Regions from separate parts of the Homo sapiens genome. Here region 2 is linked to region 1. Evidence: read pairs that join two places in POLR2A ChIA-PET (ENCODE). Cell type or tissue: MCF 10A. All regions are shown on one strand.

Evidence for each region. Peaks named below come from ENCODE experiments on the same cell type or tissue, not always from the same donor. Only the 100,000 strongest peaks of a DNase experiment are listed, where the experiment ranks them.
Region 2: POLR2A ChIA-PET joins it to region 1 with 12 read pairs; 6 of 35 experiments call an interaction of 5 or more read pairs at or near these places.

What each region holds. Positions count from the first base shown.
Region 1 is chr3:42,187,926-42,195,925 of GRCh38, reverse strand. TRAK1 (trafficking kinesin protein 1) reads right to left here. Exons shown (of 16, transcript NM_001042646.3): 5 at 7,781-7,881; 6 at 6,802-6,910; 7 at 4,290-4,368; 8 at 2,721-2,851; 9 at 2,028-2,102; 10 at 985-1,122. Among named protein-coding and RNA genes, the nearest start is that of CCK, 74 kb to the left of the region's middle. RefSeq lists enhancers at 904-1,063, 4,803-5,303 and a silencer at 5,815-6,109. In MCF 10A, a CTCF peak has its summit at 4,602 (motif pointing right); a DNase peak (open chromatin) is centred at 4,595.
Region 2 is chr3:42,131,681-42,139,680 of GRCh38, reverse strand. All of the region lies in intron 2 of TRAK1 (trafficking kinesin protein 1), which reads right to left. Among named protein-coding and RNA genes, the nearest start is that of TRAK1, 44 kb to the right of the region's middle. RefSeq lists a silencer at 4,747-4,908. In MCF 10A, no CTCF peak of the experiment used is centred here; a DNase peak (open chromatin) is centred at 4,450.

The sequences.
Region 1 (8,000 bases):
AACCCAGGTAAGGAGCCTGCAAAGCTACACAGGCCAGCGTGTGAGCCAAGTGTGGTTAGCGCTAGATCAGGGAACTTGGGGGACTGAATATTCTTTGCTGCTTTTACTGAGATTCCTGGAATCACTGGATCACCCATCTGTGCCCTAGAAAGCTGACTATGTTATATGTCTTTCTTTTTGTTTCCCTCAGATTTCAGTGAAGCTTCTTGAGGCGGAGAGGGGGTGGTGGCTATTCTAGCCTGACTTCCTGACTTTGATGCATGGGAGCAAAGAAGAAAAGAAATCACGATTTAGGGAAGGTGGGCCAGACAACAAGGAGTGGGGGATGGGGATAGTATCTGCTGGGGGTCAGCAATGGGGGCTGAAGGGAAAGAGCTCCAAGGAAAAGGCCAATTTCAGAAGGGACAGAATCTCACGAGCATTTACGCAGCCATCCGCTCCTATCTCACTTGGGGGAGTTTCTCTCAAAAGCTCTTCTCTCCTCAGAGAGCATTTAGCATTTCATCAAACCATGGAAATAGAGCTGGAATACACAGGAGTTCTTGAGTTTGCTCTTTAGGCCATCTGTCTATCTGTCCAACTATCCGTCTAAACGTAATGTCTATTAAATGTCTACAATGCATCATGTCAGTGCTCAGGAAGTTTTGGATTGTGAAGCATTCTGGATTAGAGATGCTCAACCTGTATGAGTCAGATCTTCCAAATACCTCAGGTTCCCACTAAAGCAAGTTCCTACTAAATTTATCTTTTAATGGCAGGAGTAGAAAAGACCACAGATTTAGAGGAACAGAAAATAACCAATTTGTCTTATGTAGTTAAGAAACCACCAGTCAGATTCAAGTGTCCTTGATTCAGACTCAGATCTGAACTGTACAACGAGAAGCGAACTGTGAACACCCAACTCCAGTGGCCAGAATGTCAGACACTGTGCTCCTGTCACCAGAACCCCTCCTGTCCTCTGGCTGGGAAGAAAGCACAGCTCACCATGGGAAACAGGCCCAGTGAGTGGTAGCGCCGAGACGTGGTATTGGGCATGGTTTTGTTCCGGAGGTTCTTCAGCTCCTCCTGCGCCTCATGCAGCATCTCCATGCACTCTGCGTACTTGTCCTCCAGCTCACGCAGCTGCAGGCAGGAAAGACACAGAGGGTCAGGATCTCCTGAGCACCCAGGTGTACACACATCTGCCCATCCGAAGGCCAGAAAGACACAGCAATCTAAGAGTCCCCAGCACGTGTGGAACCAGCTGCCCTGTGCGCCTGTGGCCAAATAACAGAATTTTCAAAGGCTTGCTTTTTCTTTGACTTGAGGCAAGCTTACAGACTCAGAAATCTTCTAAAATACCAACAATGGGCAAATGAAACAAAACCAACTTCATGCAAAAGAAAAATCAGGCTAGGAATGATGGCTTACAGCTGTAATCTCAGCACTTTGGGAGGGCAAGGCAGGCAGTTTGCTTGGGCACAGAAGCTGAGACCAGCCTGGGCGACATGGGAAAACCTCATCTTTCAAAAAAAAAAAAGCAAAAATTAGGTGGGTGTGGTAGCCCACACCTGTAGTCCCAGATACTCAGGAGGATCACCTGAGCCTGGAGAGGTCGAGGCTGCGGTGAGCCATGCTCATGCCACTGTACTCCAGCCTGGGTGACAGAATGAGACCCCATCTCAAAAAGAGAAAAAGAGAGAAAGAAAAAGAAAATCGTCACACCCATGTTTCAAGCCACACCTGTGAGATTCCTCTCCCAGAGTGCTCTGTGTTGTATTGTTTCATTTCTTTGAACATTTTTTGGACACCTGCACGTGCCAGGCTCAGCTGGTGTAGAGCCCTGCCACACAGGTGCCCATAACCAGTAACAGTGTCAGTGGGCACAGAACCAAGGTGCAACTGGGTTTACTCTCCCACGAATAAAAATGAAATGAAATTCAAAATAAAAACAGTAGTTGCGATGGACGTGACTAAAGCTGTCCGGGAAGGCTAATCCACCTTGGCTGCAATCAGAGGCACTGAAGGAATGAGGGAGAGGTGCTCACCTCGGCTGTGAGCTGCCGCTGGGCATCCTTAGCAGCCCCCAGATGCTGGACAAGTTCTTCATTTTCCACTGCGCACTAAAGCATGGCAAAGATAGATCACTTCCTAAGATACTTGGTAAAAGTCCAACTTTTTCCCTCTTATTAACCTAATCTGTAATGAACTCATCACTTTCTACAAGGACATGCTCATCTTATACTCAAATTCTGCTTTTTATATTATTTTGAAGGTAAAGTCTTTCCTATATCCACATTCATTCTCTATAGCCCACCGCCCCACCCCCATCTTCCAAAGCTCTCTGGAAGCATTTTACCCCACACTAATAGCAAAGTCCATTTTGCTGCCTCTTCTTAAATCTGAAGAGGATACTGCTCTACTGCAGCACATATCTAGTGCACTGTGTAAAAACAAATACTAGACTAGATGATCCATAAGTTAAACTGCAAAAGTCCATATTTACAACATCTTTTTAATGAATTCAATATAATTTTAGGAGATAAGAGGTCACAAATAAGACTCGTCACCAATTCAGGTAATCAGTTTTATACTACTGAGTCCACTAAGCTTTTTCTGCAAAGCGGCAACACGAACTGCTAAGATATGAAACTAAAGAGCACTGTCTTCTGGAGTAAATGTCCCTTCCCCGTCTCAGCATGGCCATTGTTGTATCAGCCAGATAAACAGAGAAGCCTTACAGCTTTTGCCTTTTTCTGCAAATCAACTATTTGCGATAGCAGGTGTGTGATCTCCTCTTGCTGGCGGGCAGCATCTTCCGTCTTCTTGGCCAGTTCCTCTGAGATACTAGCAATCTGGACATTGGCATCCCCTTTGACAAAGAAGCAACAATCAGGAGAGGAAGTCAGAAAACCACACATGCAGACCCAGAGAGAATGGTTTCTTTGTGGTTTGCACAAGAAAAACCATCCTTACTAAAAGACAGGGTAGAGTGGGGAGGGTGCAGGAAGGAACTCATAATGACCATTTTCCCACATGGAGAAGCAAAGCAGCTTCTTCAGGGCTCAATCAGTTATGAAAAAGAATCTCACCCCATTAGATAGCACTCCTGAGCTCAGTGTAGGGTCCCAAGCCCACCAACCAAGGCTGTCTCCCCAGAACAAATCAGGAAGGCTCCAGTGGTCAGATAGAAAGTGACAAACAAAACATGAGTGCATCTAGCCACATCCTCACATTCCACACAAGAGAACCCATGTGACTAAACAGGAATCCCCTGCTGCACCCAGTTCTAAAAAGGAACTACTGACTGCACAGTGCAATTTCCTTGGAGTTTTCAACCCATATTCAGAGTCATAACTCACTTGACTAGATTTGAACATGAGGTGTGTTTCATCATTATTTTGCTGAAATGCAAAATACTTAGTACTTTGACGAAATGCAAAATAGTACTTTGACGAAATGCAAAATACTTAGTACTTTGACGAAATGCAAAATACTTAGTACTTTGACGAAATGCAAAATACTTAGTACTTTGACGAAATGCAATATACTTAGTATTTTGACCTTTGGTCTTAACTTGTAAACTTAAAATGAAGAGGAGGAGAGAAATATTTATTTGCAAAGGTGAGAACCCTGGCTTCAGCTTCCACAAATCAAATTACTGGTAGTAAGCTGTTCTGCCACATTTTCAACACAGTTTTCTGTAGCTGGGCCTAACTTAGGCATTAAAAAATTCCAATATTCTGGCCAGGGGTGGTGGCTCACGCCTGTAATCCCAGCACTTTGGGAGGCCAAGGCAGGTGGATCACCTGAGGTCAGGAGTTCAAGACCAGCCTGGCCAACATGGTGAAACCTTGCCTCTACAAAAATACAAAAAAATAGCCAGGCATGATGGTGGGTGCCTGTAATCCTAGCTACTTGAGAGGCTAAGCTGGCAGAATCACTTGAACCCGGGAGGCAGAGGTTGCAGTGAGCCGAGATCGCAACTACTGTACTCTAGCCTGGGTGACAGAGTGAGACTCTGTCTCAAAAAAAAAAAAAAAAAAAAAAATTCCAATATTCCAGTATAAAGCCAAAATTAAATTTAAATATCCACCTCAGTGATAAACTGAGATAATACATAGCTGGCAACTTAGCACTAAATAATAGAGAGGGGGTGCCACACAAGGTTGGGGAGGCCTCTAGTTTTAAGAAAAATGCTGCTGAGCCGTAGGCTGGCAGGAGACTGCACTTTAGCAAGGCTGACGCAAATCTGTCTAATCATGACAGCAGATGCAAGGAAGTAAGAAGACAGCAGTGCGGGGACATACTCAGCTCCTTCACGCAGTCATTGACCAGCTGCTGCTCCTTCTCCTCATAGGTGATGGTCTCTGTCTTCAGCTGGCTGGCCTGTAGACAAGACCCAGGTCAGAGGCCCCACATTCTCACCTGGCCTGGTGGTGCAGGCAAGGGCTGAGGCATAAAGCAAAGGCTAACTGGGGTCTGGGAAGCTGCCCTTAGCATTCCCCCACCTGTCACCCATCGTACCCTCAAATACAGAAAGTCCATCTGAATTCCCAGCTTAATAATGGATGTGCACTCAAAGCTGAAAACCTGAAAAACGCATACCACTAGAGGGCGCCACACACAGCTACGGGCACAGGTGCTCTACAGCTTGCTCTGTTAAAAACACCACGAACACCACCATCCTATCATTGTATCTGTTATTTGTGGCTGTCCTGGCTCATAAATATGGATGCTCTGTGACCCGCACAGTGCCTAGGACACTACCCACAGCAGGCATCCTAAGGATAACCACACAGGAATGGCTAACACTTACTATGTGCCAGGCACTGAACATATGAGGTCCCAAGTTGGAGTTAAACCTGCTGTGTTCAAGCTTAGTAAGAACAAGGTCCAACACAAAAGCATTAAAATGCAGAGGCACAAGAGCCACCCCAGGACTCTGGACAACTTGCCCTGGCTGAAAAGGGTGGGATGATAGAGATCTGAAGGCCCAAAGAAGAAGCCCCGAGACCAGGCGCAGTGGCTCACACCTATAATCCCAGCACTTTGGGAGGCCGAGATGGGAGGGCTGCTTGAGCCAAGATCACGCCACTGTACTCCAGCGTGGGTGACAGAGCAAGACTCCCATGGAGGGAGGGAGGGAGGAAGGGAGAGAGGGAGGGAGGGAGGAGAGAAAGAGGGAGAGAAAGAGGCAAAGCAAGCAAGCAAGCAAGAGCCCCAGTTAGACAGAAGTGTCTCTGAGCCCTCAGTCCTGGCCCCAGAAAATCATTACACTTCAGAAAATGGATGTGGGGTAGCAGGAATCTGTAGCTGGGATCAGATTCCCTCAGCTAGCTTTGGGTGAGTTGCTGGGCGCCCGGGGCTGGAGCATTTACCTGGGGCAGGTGCTGGAAGAGGTAGCACTGAACTCAGAATAGGGAGCACAGGGCTGTTGCCTTGCCCAGCAACTGGCTGGCAGAGGAAACCTAGGCAGACTTCTTGGTCAATCTGGGTTTACATGACCCATCAGTGAACAAGGTGCTGGAAGAGGTGAGGTCTAACAGAACAAGATGTGCAGAAGAGCATCTTGTTCAGACGGGACATGAAGATCTTACCAAGGTGTGGGCAAGTTCAAGTTGACAGATGGTCTGCACTATTAAGGGGCTCTCAAGAACCCAGGGCCAGCCTAGGTGGGCACACAGCTCCAACCTGACACACAGGGGCCTGATAAACAGGGCCGTACTGTACCACACCATACCTCGGCTAGAGAACAGAAACTCACCACTAATTAAGACAAACAGTACTAAATTTGCACCTATCGGTGTTTCTAGAGAGGGGCAGTGGGTGAAGGTGAAAAACAAGGGGCTTAGAGTCACAGACTTGCAAATCCTAGCTTTGTCATTTACTCACTCAAATGACCTCGGGTTATCAAAACACCTAGCAGCCTGGGGCCCACCGTTCCAATGAGAATCAAAGTAACGAGCTTTCAGCCCTGCTGTGAACTCTAAAAAAAAAATGTGGGCAAAATGCCTGGCACACTGCCTTGCCAATAAAACAAACTCAAAAGCATGAGTCCCCAAGTTGCCTCAGCTCAACCTTTTTGAGTTAATTGTTTAAGAAATATATGACTCTGCCAGGCACGGTGGCTCACGCCTGTAACCCCAGCACTTTGGGAGGCCGAGGCAGGTGGATCACCTGAGGTCAGGAGTTCAAGACCAGCCTGACCAGTATGGTGAAACCTCGTCTCTACTAAAAATACAAAAATTAGCTGGGCATGGTGGCATGCGTCTGTAGTCCCAGCTACTCAGGAGGCTAAGACAGGAGAATAGCTTGAACCTGGGAGGCGAAGGTTGCAGAGCCAAGATCGCACCACTGCACTCCAGCCTGGGTGACATAGCGAGACTCCATCTCAAAAAAAAAGAAAAAAAGAAAAAGAAATATGGCTCTCTCTGAGCACCCATGGACTACTTCCTTGAGCATCTGATCTGTGGCAGCATGAAAACAAGGCTGGGTTTCTCCACAGGTGCTGTGGTCAGAGCTGGAGAACACCATGGGAGACCTCACTGCAGGAGTGACTGTGAAGGAGGGGCCCTCCAACTCTTCCCAGTCCACACACCATGTCATTCACCAGGTTTGCCTGCCCCAGCCAGGGAGGCATGTGTTGGGCTGGAAGGCAGTGCCCAGAGCATAGAGGAGGCACATCTGCCGAGCGCCTGGTACAGCTCTTCACAGACTGCCAGCTTTGAGGAGGGCACTTAACCATGGTTGTCCTTGCCAGATAAGGCGAATGGGGCCACCACCCTTCTAGCAGGGGCAAGAGAAGGGAGGGCACATCACCTCGGATCGAAGTACAACATTCTCCTCTTCAAGGTCTTTCAGCTTCTTTTGAAGAGAATCCAAATGAAAGTAATTCTGGACTGAGGAGGACGACTCATTCCTCTTCAACCTGGGGGAGAAAGTACGCTCACAACCTAGGGAGACGCATTTCCTCCCACCACCTGGCAAACCATGTGGAGACACAAAGAAGGGCTTGCAGGAAGGACAATGACCCACCAGACGGCTCTCCCAACCCCAGGAAGACAGCGCCCCCAGTGCACAGGCTCACCACCAATTCTGAACCCACATCTCAACCCTTTATCCACAACTTGCCACATCACCTTAGAATTCAGGGGACCAACTCTGTTTAAAGCCTACACAATTCCAGGATGTCTGGGAGTTTATTTAATACTCACAATGCATTTGTAAGTACTCTGTATGTTTTAACTCAATTAATGCTTATAACTCTGTGACCTAAGTTCTACTGTTATCTCCATTTTACAAATGACAAAACAAGTACAGAGGTTAAGTAACCTAGCCAACAGCATGCAGCTAGTAAGTCCCAGAGCCAAGATCTGCAACCAGCCCACTGGGCTCTGGAGTTCATGCTCCCAACATGAGGATCTGCTGACTCTCAGAGAAGACACCACGCCTTCTGTCCCAAGGACCTGCCACAGCACCTCTGGCTCCAGAACCCTGAATACTCTCCAACAGCAGAGCCTAACCCATTATCCATTAATGTGCCAGGGCAAATCAATCTAAATTGACAAATAAGCAATAAGACCCAGGAAAAGGAAAACTAAAAACCTGTCCATCCATATCCCGCTAAAATAGTAAAATCAATCTGTTTGAGGCACTTGGAGGTGTTTGGTCCAGAGAAGGCTGAGAGCAGCTGACCTCCATTGCTGCTGAAGGTGACCCTGTCTAGGTGACTCCAAGGACATCAACAGCGGCCAGCCTGTGCTCTGGCCTCCAGAAATACAGCCCTCTGGTGACTTACGGGGTTGAGCAAACGGACTCGGGCTCACTCTCCTCCGCAGCGCTGGTGTAGAACTGAAGCAGCTCATCCTTCATGGACAGCTCATGCCGGAGCTGAGACACCTGCACAAGCAGAGCAGGCCCATCATTTGCTTCCCAAAAGGTGATACTGTCCCCCCCGACTCACATTCCAACACTTAACACTTAGGGACAATATTTTTCTGAAAATTCACCATTGAAAG
Region 2 (8,000 bases), 56 kb after region 1:
AATACTCAACATTGGAATCGGGTTTGATGACAAAAAATGAAACCTGGCAGGTGACAGGTGACAAAGTAAGTAAGCCCAGGGACCATGAGGGTAGGTCTGCTGACCAGTATGAGTACCTGGCTGCAGTGCTCACTAGACACTGTGAAAGGCTCCTGGTGCTGTCGTGCACCCTGGTATGAGGCTGCCTTTGATTACTTCCCCAAGACGGGCACCCTCAATTCCACTCAGCACCTGAGACCCAGGCCCACACCTGGGTGGAGGCATCATGACTGCATTTGGCTAATGTAGAGAAAGTGACTGTGCTCCAGGGTGTCTCTGCTTCTACCTTTGATCCTGCAGACGTCTGTGTCAACTAACAGTGGTGAAAAATGGGCCCAAGAAAGAGACCGCATACGTGAGCAGTAAGAGAAGAGAAGGCACAATTCTCAGGGCTCACTTAGGTCCTTGCCTGTAAACAAAATGGCCCCAGAGCTTAGGGATGACAGAAAGGACACAGCCAGAGTACTTGGGCATTTACACAAAAGAAATTCTTGATAACTACTTATAAATACATTATAATGTATACATCTTGCCATTAGCTTTGTTAGCAGATGATAATGAAAAGTTCCTGGGAATTAGATCCCCTTTCCAACTCAGCACAACCCCTACTCCACCCCAATAATTTATCCTTCCTTCCTTCATTCAACCCTGCCTCACCACGCACACGTCTAGGTGACAACAGACTCTTTGATGTTCCAAGAGGTACCCCTCCTCCAAACACACACACACACACACACACACACACACACACACACACACACACACCCCCTATGCTTTCTTTTAGGTCACCACCTCATAAAATAATAAAATTATGACCACACTCCCCTTCAGAAGGTCAGCACTGTGTGCTATTTATTCATTTAATTTATATAGGTGTACTGCATTTTGTGGTGTCTGTACTTTTTTTTTTTTTTTTTAATAGATATGGAGCCTCACCATGTTCCCCAGGCTGGTCTCGAACTCCTGGATTCAGGCAATCCTCCTGCCTCAGCCCCCGGGAGTGCTGGGATTATAGGTGTGAGCCGCCACATCTGGCCAGTGTCTCTATTTTTGTTTCACTTAGGATTTTAATTAAAATGAAGGCAATCTTTGGAAAGTGGCAACAAATAAAACGATCTTGTTATTCTATACATGAGTTTTAAATCTTGTTTTGTTTTTATGGAAAAAGATAAGGAAGGAGAAAGCTTATTTTTTAAATTTAAAAATATGTCTTTGCATTTTCGCTTATTTAAGAAGCATTCATTAGGCACCTATTCAATACAACGCCCTGGGAAGAGGATATTGGCCCATTCAAGCAGACATGGACTCTGCTCCATTAATTTACTCTCTGAAGATGAAAATTATTTTCGACGATTTGTAATCTACTAGAATTTAAGCCTTGTACATATCTATATCTTAACAAGAAAAGTCCTGTGTAATTTAAAACATGCTTAGAGAGTTAAGTGCATATGTCTATAGGGTTCTGAGAATACTTATAAGATGTTCCTACATTATCACCTGAAAGCAATTTAACAGCACTTGCATTTGAAAAAGAAAACCACACTACAATTTCTATAAAACAAAAATTAAAGGTCCCTATTCTCTTAATGCCTATTTTGCAATACAGAGAAACTCAAATTAAGAAATGGTCATAAAACAAAAAACAATTTTAAAAAACTTCATCATGGGATACCATTAACTAGAGAGTGAAAATCTCTCAAAGAAACATTCAGAGAACCATAAAATATTTAATGCTGATTAATTTCCAGATAAGAAACCGAGTCCCAATGCAGTGATAAGTGATTTGCTCAAGGTCACATATTTAGTCCGTGGATGATGGAGAAATGGCCCTCTAACGCAGGACTGGTGGGTCTCCAACCACTTTCTCTCCTCTCAGAGGCACTTGGAAGAAGAAAAGCTTCACTATAAAGCAGCGTTACCCAACCCACACAGAGATATCAACTACTCCACAGGGATCAGGTGCATCTATCAATTCTAGCTAAACTCCACAAATAGCATACGTTACTGCTTTCCCCCACAAAACTGCCCTTGGTCCAAAGTTTGAGAAGTTGATCTCTTGATAACTTTGAGTTTAAGGGAAAAAACCCATCTTTCTTGAAATGATATGCCATATTCACATAAACTTTAGTCATCACCTTCCTGACCATTACCTGTTTGTTATTTTCCAAACATTCACTAATGAATAACAACCTGCACAAACTAAGAAAGAGGTAAGACATCCCTCCTCAGGTATCGGATAAAAAAATCTTTAGGATGTGTTCAGGCTTCTTAAATAACCAAATTCAGTGTTTTCAGGCAAATTGCTTGTAAGTACTATCTGGCCTGATATCCAGAAGTAAAAGGGTATTCACCCATGTGTTATTTGGGGAAGAAACAGAAATAGCCTGGATTCCTAATAATAGATGAATGGTCAAATATAAATGACAGAATATTAAGCAATGCTGAAAATTGTGTTTTTCAAGAAATTTAATGCCAAAGGAAATGGTCAACATACAATATTTATTTAAAATGCATTATGTCCTTAAATAAATGTGTTGCAGAAAAAAAAAATCTAGAAAAAAATCTCACAAAAAGTGAGTGGTGGTTACTATGTTAGTCATCTTTTTGTTTTTATTTTCAAATCACCTAAAATCAGCATACTTTTGTGATAGAAATATTATTTTGTCCAGGCACGGTAGCTCACGCCTGTAATCCCAGCACTTTGGGAGCCTGAGGTGGATCACCTGAGGTCAGGAGTTTGAGACCAGCCTGGCCAACAGGGTGAAACCCTGTCTTTACTAAAAACACAAAAATTAGCCTGGTGTGGTGTCATGTGCCTGTAATCCCAGCTACTCGGGAGGCTGAGGCAGGAAAATCACTTGAACCCAGGAGGTGGAGATTGCAGTGAGCCAAGAACACGCCACTGCACTCCAGCCTGGGCAACAGAGCCAGACTTCATCTCAAAAAAAACAAAAAGAAAGAAAAGAAATGTTATTTATTTATTTATTTATTTATTTTTTATTTATTTTTCTTTTGTATTGAAACAGTGTCTCACTCAATTGCCCAGGCTGGAATGCACTGGCATGATCACAGCTCACTACAGCCTCGAACTCCTGGCTTAAGTGACCCGCCCACCTTAGCCTCCTGAGTAGCTAGGACTACAGGTATGCACCGCCTGGGTAATTTTTAAACATTTTTTTATAGTGATGGGGGTTTCCCTATGTTGCCCAGCTTGGTCTCAAATGCCTTGTCTCAAGCAATCCTCCTGCCTAGGCCTCCCAAAGCACTGGGATTATAAGTGTGAGCCACAAAAATATTATTTTTAAAATCTAACTTCTTTTAAAGATCATTCGTGTTCATTACAAGGCCAGGTACCAAGAGCTGAAGAACAGGGTAGGTGCCACAATTCTCTAAAACAGTAACACACATGCCTGCTTCCTCACTCTGAAAATCAGAAATGGACCCTATCTCCCAATGCCATGTCATCACCAATGAAGTCACAGAATCTTCCTTAAACCCACCAAAAAAGTAAACCAAAGTACACAGAGGTTCCATGATTTCTTTATGATGATAGAGAAACAGGTTTCAGAACCAGGACTGAGGTACAAACTTAGCATCGATGGATTTAGGAGAACAGGGGAAGGCACCTATGAGAATGGACAGGGTCATTGGTGAGGGCCTGGCGCATGTCCACCCCGAGTTTCTATGGAAGTCGGGCAGGTGGTAAGAACAGCTAGTGTGAGGATGGCAAGCACACGTTCAGTTTCTATGACATTCTGGCAACATATTCAGGCAGTAGAGAGAAACGTAGCCATCACCTGCAGAGAGGCAACAGCCAAAGCAAAGAAGATGTAGGCAAGAGAAGACCCCAAGCCAGAGCACTGACAGATGACCACATCTAACCACACCAAAAAGAAAAAGGGACTTAGCTAAAAACAAAGACAAAAAGCCAGGGATGACTAGTCAGACGAGGAAGAGAGCTGGGATGTTCCCACACACAGTCCAATTCCACACAAACACAGGCCGAAAGTAAAACTCCCAGTGGGAAATACCCTGGATGAGACTTTTCATGTTTTTTTGGTTTTGTTTTTCTTTTTTTGTAGAGATGGGGTCTCGTTTGGTGGCCAAGGATGGTCTCAATGCCTGGCTTCAAGCAATCCTCCCACCTCGGCCACCCAAAGTGTTGGGATTACAGGTGTGAGCCACTGTGCCAAGACTTTTCATATTCAATCATCACCGTGGTATTCCCTCCATCAAGAGAGCTCAGAAGATGACATCTCATAAGGAGGTTCCTTGTCTTGGCTAGAGGTCAACAAGGAGTACCTGGAAATACAGAGACAGCAGCAGCACATTCCTCCTTCAGCTGTGCCAGGTACTGGGCTCCACCCTCTGTACAGAAGAGGGAACAAAACTAACATGATCTCTGCCCTCAAGGCACTCCCTATACAGCAGGGGACAGTAGGTGAAATGAGCATAACATGGTAGGTAGGTAAGGTAAGGGCGGGTTCTGAAGTTACAAACACTACCTGGCATGAAACACAAGAAGTGGAGAGGTTTTCCTAACTAATCCCTGCTTCTCCAATTCCTCTGACAAGCCTGCACTTGCCATGGCCCCCAAAAACCAGCCAGGCATGGTGGCTCCTGTCTGCAATTTCATAGCTTTGGGAAGGAAAGGCAGGAGGATTGCTTGAGGCCAGGAGTTCGAGGCTGCAGTAAGCTATAATTAATGCCACTGCACTCCAGCCTGGGTGACAGAGCAAGACTGTCTCTAAAGAAAAAAAAAAGGCCAGGTGCAGTGGCTCATGCCTGTAATCCCAGCACTGTGGGAGGCCGAGGTGGGTGGATCACGAGGTCAGGAGATCGAGACCATCCTGGCTAACACAGTGAAACCCCGTCTCTACTAAAAATACAAAAAAATTAGCCGGGCGTGCGCCTGTAGTCCCAGCTACTCAGGAGACTGAGGCAGGTGAATGGCGTGAACCCAGGAGGCAGAGCTTGCAGTGAGCTGAGATCGCACCACTGCAATCTAGCCTGGGCAACAGAGCGAGACTCTGTCTCAAAAAAAAAAAAAAAAAAAAAAAAAAGAGACCAGGCATGGTGGCTAACACCTGTAATCCCAGCACTTTGGGAGGCCAAGGCAGGTGGATCACTTGAGGCCAGGAGCGTGAGACAGCCGAGGCAACATGGTGAAACCTTGTCTCTACAAAACATTTTAAAACTAGCTGGGCATGGTGGCATGCACCTGCAGTCCCAGCTACTCGGGAGGCTGAGACAGAAGGATCACTTGAGGCCAAGAGGTCAAGGCTGCAGTGAGCTGTGATTGCCACCACTGCACTCCAGCCTGGGCAACAGAGCAAGATTAAGGTAAGGTAAGGTAAGGTAAAAGGAAAGGAAAGGTAAGGAAGAAAGGAGGAAAGGGGAGGGGAGGGAAGGGGAGAGGAGAGGAGGGGAGGGGGGAAGGGGAAGGGGAGGGGGAAGGGGAAGAGGAAGGGGAAGGGGAAGGGGAGGAAGGAAGGAAAGGCCCACAGCCTGCTGATACTGCCGACCAGCTGACCACTGTCTCATGTGCCTAGGCATCTGGGCTCTTGTGAATTGAGCATTTTCCCAGTGGAAAAATGGTCATGTGTGTGTTCCCAACCTGTCTGTTCACGCCTGTTTTGCTTATTAATGTAATTATATCAATGTGTTTATTATTTCATCAATAGTATTAAAAGTATTCTTTTTAAAAAAATTTTTAGTCCATTTACATTGCTATAAAAAAAGTGTTACATCTGCATAAACTAACTTTAATATCTTGAAACAAGGATTAAAAGGCCAATTCAATTTAGATAAAACAATTGTAATATATTTGAAAAATTGTTTAAACAAAAAGAGGATTATGCACTACAACAAATCTAGTGTCTATGTCCTGCAGTGCTCGTAAAGGTAAAGCATTTAGCACAACGCTGGCAAGTGGTAAGCACTCAGTAGATGTGAGTCATTATTATAATTATTGGTTATCTTTACATAAGCAAATAAAGATTGATGAAAGCTATGAAGGCAGGAAAAAGGCAACGGAAGTGGGGGATGCCACAGATGGGGTGGTCAAGGAAGGCTTGTCATGGACAGCACACTTCTGTTGAGAACCAAAGAACAGAAAAGAAGCTGGGCACAGCAGTATGCACCTGTAGTCCCAGCCTACTCAGAAGGCTGAGGCAGGAGGACTGCTGGAGCCCAGGAGTTCGAGGCCAGCCTAGGCAACATATCAAGACCCAGTCTCGAGAAATAATAAAAACTTTAAAAACAAAACAAAAAAAGAAAAGGAAGAGGGGTAGCGAGGGAGCGGCATGATCCAAGGTCATGGGAGTTTGGTGTATTCGAGGGTCTGGAAGCACTGGTGGGGCTGCTATAGGGTAAGGAGAGGGTGGAACGAGGCTGGCTGGATAGAGCCAAGAGCCAGGTCACAGAGTCTCCGAAGACCCCGCATTTTATCCAAAGGGCAATGGGAAACAAAGGAGCGGCATGACCCAGTTGGATTTCAAAAAAAGACAAGCCAGGCTGCTGGGTCCAAAGAGTACAGCAGAGAAGCAAGAGTGGAAGCTGGGAGAGCAGTTACAGCTGTCCAGGGATGAGATGGCAGTAGCTTCATCAAGGGTGGCAGCAGCCAGGTCAGAGAACGGGTCTGGGATATATCTGGAGGAAGAATTAACAGGGCCAGTGGATGGCCAGGAGGATACAGAAATGGGGTAAACCACGTTGTATTTATTAAGACAAATGTGTGTGGAGGGGGAACAATCCACTTTCCGCAATGGATGAGTTAATAATCTCAGTATGTGGGTACATGAGGCTGAGGGAGGAAGGGAAGGTCAGGGTGGGCATACATTTGGCAGTCACCAACATGTGGCTGGTATTACAGCCTTGGGAGAGAGGATATAGACAGAAGCAGGCTGGGCACGCCAACATTTAGAGGAGTACATCACAGTCACCTGAGGATCAATTAGAATGACTATGCCTGACGGTGGGGCCTGGGGAGGATATATAGTCAGGCCTCTGTATCCACCACGGATCAAAAATATTCAGGGGGAAAAAAACAATATAAAATAACAATACAAAATTTTAGGCTGGACATGGTGGCTCACTCCTATAATCCTAGCACTTTGTGAGGCTGAGGTGGGAGGAATGCTTGAGCCAAGGAGTTTGAGACCAGCCTGGGCAACATGGTGAAAACCCTGTCTCTACAAAAAAATATGAAAGTTAGCGAGGCATGGTGGCATGTGCCTGTAGTCCCAACTACTGGGGGGCTGAGGTGGGAGGATGGCTTGAGTCTGGGAGGTTGAGAATGCAGTGAGCCAAGATGGCACCAAGGCACTCACTCCATCCCGGGTGACAGGAGAAGACTGACTCAAAAAAAAAAAATACACCAAACAAAAAAAAAAAAACAAAAAACATAGCATTTACAAGTAATACAAGTAATCTAGACTTAGAGTATATGGAAAGATGTGTACAGGTTAAATGCAAATACTATGCCATTTCATATCAGGGACTTGAGCATCCATGGATTTTGGTATCTGCAGGGGACTGGTTCCAGGGCTGGTTTTTTCCTTTTTCTTTTTTTGAGGCAGAGTCTCGCTCTGTTGCCCAGGCTGGAGTGCAGTGGCACGATCTTGGCTCACTGCAACGTCCACCTCCTAGGCTCAAGCAATCCTACCACCTCAGCCTCCTGAGTAGCTGGGACTACAAGGTGCATACCATCACACCCAGCTTTTTTTTTTTTTTTTTTTAATTTTTTGTAGAGATGGGGTTTCATCATGTTGCCCAGGCTGGTCTCGAACTTCTGGGCTCATATGATCTGCCTGCCTTGGCCTCCTAAAGTGATGGGATTACAGGCGTGAGCCACCACGCCTGGCCAAGGATTGTATTTTTTTTTTAAATTTTATTTATTTTTATTTGTTTGTTGTTCATTTTTGAGATGGAGTCTCACTCTGTCACCCAGGCTGGAGTGC